Linked DNA regions of Homo sapiens: region 2 is linked to region 1. A link is an interaction called in ENCODE POLR2A ChIA-PET data of the cell type or tissue named here. Cell type or tissue: OCI-LY7. All regions are shown on one strand.

Evidence for each region. ChIA-PET counts read pairs that join two places held together with the same protein. Peaks named below come from ENCODE experiments on the same cell type or tissue, not always from the same donor. Only the 100,000 strongest peaks of a DNase experiment are listed, where the experiment ranks them.
Region 2: POLR2A ChIA-PET joins it to region 1 with 6 read pairs; 5 of 35 experiments call an interaction of 5 or more read pairs at or near these places.

The regions. Positions count from the first base shown.
Region 1 is chr6:26,373,999-26,376,498 of GRCh38, forward strand. It overlaps BTN3A2 (butyrophilin subfamily 3 member A2), which reads left to right. Exons shown (of 11, transcript NM_007047.5): 9 at 329-375; 10 at 773-800; 11 at 1,799-2,500. The coding sequence ends at 369. Among named protein-coding and RNA genes, the nearest start is that of BTN2A2, 7.9 kb to the right of the region's middle. In OCI-LY7, no CTCF peak of the experiment used is centred here; a DNase peak (open chromatin) is centred at 1,453; H3K4me3 peaks cover 790 bases; H3K27ac peaks cover 1,695 bases.
Region 2 is chr6:26,571,645-26,574,144 of GRCh38, forward strand. TRA-AGC11-1 (tRNA-Ala (anticodon AGC) 11-1) reads right to left here and starts at 292; the gene lies at 220-292. It overlaps LOC105374988 (a long non-coding RNA gene), which reads left to right. Exons shown (of 2, transcript NR_134611.1): 2 at 384-2,500. In OCI-LY7, a CTCF peak has its summit at 1,160 (motif pointing right); DNase peaks (open chromatin) are centred at 294 and 1,137; H3K4me3 peaks cover 1,395 bases.

The DNA of each region.
Region 1 (2,500 bases):
TCCTAGGCATACACATATAGACATGGTGACACCTATGCCCAGGTACACATTCAAAACAGATGAGCTGGACCCCATTGGGAAGGAACTCTCACAGTGCCTGCCCTGCCACTAGCGTTCAACCGATGTTCCCAGACTTGATATTAAGAAGAGGTGAAGAAAGAATTGTACCTGAAGATGGAGACCATGGGGAAGGGTGGGATGGTAAAAAAAAAAAAAAAAAAAAAAAAAAAAAAAAAAAAAAAGACTAGATGGATGCAAAAAGAAGGGGAAGGGGCCAACACAGAAAAGGCAGAGTTCTGGTGACACCTCTACCTTTCTTTCATTGTAGGTGGAGAGGAGTCTTCGTCCGATACCAATAAGTCAGCCTGATGCTCTGTAAGTTTGCTGGGTCACATGCCCTGAATATTTCAACTTTTTCTCCACTGTGACCCGTGGATGTTCTCAGCTGGATTAATTAGATCTAATCTAAAGACTCAATTTCTGTGTGGTGGGGGTTCACCTCCGCTTTTCTGGAGCCTCTGAGAAACTCCTGATCCTGCACACCCCCTTGTAAAGCCTGGCCATGCATCCTGCACCCCCCATGACACAGGGAGCCAAGCCTGACATTTTTGAGAAGGTGCCACCTCTGATCCATCAGAGCTGTAGAGGAGGGAAGCTGGACCCTGGAAGAGACTCTAAAGAAAAGGAGAGAAAACATGTAGTGAGAGGAGAATGGAGTGGGAAAAGTACAAAAATACTGACCTTTTTCTTATCTGTGTCTCCTTCCTTTCAGAATGGAAAAATGGCCCTCTTCAAGCCTGGTGAGTAAATCACTGCATGTTCCCTGGACCAACAACCTGAGGGACTATATTCCTTTTTCCTTTTTTCTTCTCCAACTCTTGTGATTTGGAGCAGAAAAGTTCCCTTGACTTCCTTCGTGGGTAGGAAGACGCATAAAGGGTGGAGGTGAAGGGAAGGAGACACACACTGAGTAATACTGCAGGGAGAGTGAGGATGGAAATGCCAAGGAGAGGAGGTGATGCCTGCCCAAAGAACTTTGTCCTTCCCAGGCTTCTCATGCCACCTACTGCCTGTATCTCCTCAAAGGATTTAATGCTTCCAAGCTTTGGCCTCCACATTTTTAGATGATGATTGCAATCTGTTTTTCATGGGGGTTGAGGTGAAGACTGAAGGAATAATGAACATGCTTGGCAGAAACCTAGCAAGAAATAGATGGTGAGCTCAAACTGGGTAGTTGGACAAGGTTTCCAGAAAGAAGGGTTAAGGGAAAGCAACAAGGAAAAGTGCAGTGCCCCCATGGTTCCCAACAGTGGGGAGCTGTCTCCACCCCTAGCCTGGGAGGGCTAAAAAGGGGAGGCAATTACTGGAACCCAGAGAAAGAGGTAGCTTAACGAGGGAGCTTCCTGAGAAGAGTCCTCGGGCCTTGTTAGAGCACCACCAGCTGCTGCTGGCAGGGAGGAAGCAGGAAATTAAACGGTGTGTATCTCCTTTCTTTCTCCTTCTAATCTTCTATCAGGGCCTCCCATTGGCCAAACACAGCAGCAAACCAGAGGACAAGGGAGCCCAGTGGCACTGTCCATAGAGGACAGATTCCTGGGGTCCAGAAGAGGGTGGAGAAAGCTGAAGGCTGGAGAGTGAATCTAGGGCATATAAGGCCCCACACAGAGCCCAGCACAGAGACGGCCTTGCAGCTATCAGGAAGATGAGGAGCTTCCTTCATGGCCTGCTGTGGGCTGAGTAAATAATATGATTGCCTTCTACAGCGCTAGAGATTCATATGTTTATCCCCATTTTTCAGGTGAGGAAATGCTTCAGATGAGGCTCCACCTTGTTAAATAAATTGGATGTATGGAAAAATAGACTGCAGAAAAGGGGAACTCATTTAGCTCACGAGTGGTCGAGTGAAGATTGAAAATTAACCTCTGAGGGCCAGCACAGCAGCTCATGCCTGTAATCCTAGCACTTTGGAAGGCTGAGGAGGGCGGATCACAAGGTCAGGAGATCAAGACCATCCTGGCTAACACGGTGAAACCCCGTCTCTACTAAAAATACAAAAAATAAAAAATTAGCCGGGCATGGTGACGGGCACCTGTAGTCCCAGCTACTCGGGAGGCTGAGGCAGGAGAATGGCATGAACCCGGAAGGCAGAGCTTGCAGTGAGCCGAGATCACGCCACTGCACTCCAGCCTGGGAGACAGAGCGAGACTCTGTCTCAAGAAAAAAAAAAAAAAAAAAAAAGAAAAGAAAATTAACCTCTGAGTATAAAGCATCAGTGGGCAGAATCAATGTGGGGAGGGAAACAACAAAAATGTAGAAAGAGGATCCTTGTTGCTTCTTGGGGCCGCATCAGGGTATTGGGTTAGGCAGATACTGACCTTACTTTCATTTCCCCTCTGGTCACTAGACCCCTGGGGCTTTCACCAATGACATTGATGAGAGAATCACATTCAGGGCAGGCTAGGGACACGGGGTTCTGGAAGGACCTCCTCAGCATGGCCCA
Region 2 (2,500 bases), 200 kb after region 1:
AAGTACCCAGCTCTGTCTACGATAGAACAATCTGAGGACTAGGGAACCACCGAGTAGATGGGTTTTCATGGGTGGTGAGAGAATCTTGAGCTTGAAGGAAAGACCACCCCCATTATGATACGGGAGTGTGTTGTTAGCTGCTTATGTGTCAGCAAGATATTCATGGAAAGATAGGAGTAAAGGCCAAAGGGTAAGGTGGGAGAGGAAACCACATAAAACTGGAGAATGCGGGCATCGATCCCGCTACCTCTCGCATGCTAAGCGAGCGCTCTACCATTTGAGCTAATTCCCCGTGTGGGAAAACGTCTCTTATATCCTTTACCCTCTTTGATATCTGGAAGTAATTCAGGACTCTCGCTATTTCAATTGACTTTCGTCACTAGCCAATAGGAAAAAAATGAAGAACTGTGTACAATGGTGACTAAAGAGCCTCAGCATGACTTCCGCCCCTCAGCGCCATCTATAACCTGTTTTACCATGTCGGATCCCGTCTGGAGAAGCCCACCGAGTGCAGGTGAACCAGGGAGGCGAAGTCCATAGAAACAGCTGTCTTGGGGGTCCGGGAAGAGTTTAACACTGGAATCACATCTGCGGAAACCGGGAACTGGAAGCAAATTGAGGATGCGGCCAGAAGGGAAAATCAAGTTTTTCAAGCAATGAGGTTCGGCCTTGGCCTAACCAATAGTTTCTACCACTCTCCGCACCCCTAAAATTTCCATCTATTCATCTGGTTCCAGAAACAGATTATCCAGCGTCTTTGTAGATCTACGAATATCCCTTAAAGTCGGGTGCGGTGGTTCACGCCTGTAATCCCAGCATTTTGGGAGGCCGAGGCGGGTGGATCACTTGAGATGAGGAGTTCGAAACCAGCCTGCCAATATGGTGAAACCCCTGTCTCCACTAAAAATACAAAAAATTAGCCGGGCGTGGTGGCGCACACCTGTAATCCCAGCTGCTCGGGAGGCTGAAGCAGGAGAATCGCTTGAACCCAGGAGGCAGAGGTCGCAATGAGCTGAGTTCGCGCCACTGCACTCCAGCCTGGGCGACCGAGTAAGACTCCCTCTCAAAAAGGAAAAAAAAAAAAAAAAAAACAAATCCGCTTTTTGTCTGGCTTTGTCGCTGCCGGAGGACCTTGTGGCCACAAGGGGGCGTGCGTCCCATTTGATTTCTTTATTCTGGTTTCTGTAGTCCTGATTTCGATCCAGGGGTGTACAAATTATTTTTCTAAGGTAAATATTAGCAAGAGAAGCGAATATACTTATGGCTGCAGACTTAGAGGCAGAGTCTTTGCACAAAGACAAATGCTTTAGTTGCCACTTTTTCTTCTGGGCCTATTGAGTACCAGCTACTGTGCCAGGTGCTAGGTGCTAGGTACTGTTCAGCAGAAGCTAGTTGGGAAAAGGAGGATCCGTTGGGCATTACTAGAGTCCCATCACTCTCAAAAAAGCCATACGAAAGCCGTCACCCAACATCTGCACCTTCAACTGCTTCTTTTCCAGAAATTCCATCATTAGAAACTTCCTCTTTTTATTTTCTAGTCTCTATGAAATTGGGGCAAGATACTAAAAATTGAAAGTGGAGAAGACAAAATATCTTATTTAAGAAAGTAACTTTGCTGCGCAGGGCATAGTAGGTCTTTTAAAGACCTTAAGACAACCTTTAATACTTGCTTTTCTCTTTTGCTTTTTCATTGCAATCAGGGCTGACAAAAAGTGGATAACTCTGTTGGAAGAAAACCTCCCAATTTCCTGCCCCCACCATTTTAGACAAGAGAGTTAAAAACTCAGATATTAGCCAGGCGTAGTGGCTCACTCCTGTAATGCCAGCACTTTGGGAGGCTGAGGCGGCTGGATCACTTGAGGTCAGGAGTTCAAGACCAGCTTGACCAACATGGCAAAACCCTGTCTCTACTAAAAATACAAAAATCAGCCGTGGGCGGTGGCGGGTGACTGTAATCTTGGCTACTTCGGAGGCTGAGACAGGAGAATCGCTTGAACCTGGGAGGCAGGGGTTGCAGTGAGCAGAGATTGCACCACTGCTCTCCAGCCTGGGTGACACAGCGAGACTCTCTCAACAAACAAACAAAAAACCAACTCAGATGTTCTAAGCAAGTGTAGAAACCCACCATTCATCTCAGAACTTGGCTCAAAGTCAGCCTTGCTTTGAGGCTCACACCACCTAGGTGCTTTCTCCTTCTTCAACCCTGGACAGAATTTACCCAGTCAGTTTGGCCTCCCCTTACTCTTTTCTGTTTATTTTCTATGACTCTATTAGGCGCGCAGGTGTGGAAATGAGGTGAAAGAAAATTAGCCCAATCCCATAGTTCAGATCCATGGGTTGTGTATTGGCATGACTGTAAACTGGGAGCAATTGGTTTGCCTAGGGCTTTTGAATTGGGAGTTCTGGTTTCTAGCAACATTGGATTAGGTATCAAATTTTACAACTTCTTAGCTTCCACAGAAGTAAATTAAGGTCAAGAAACCCCATCTCTACAAAAAGT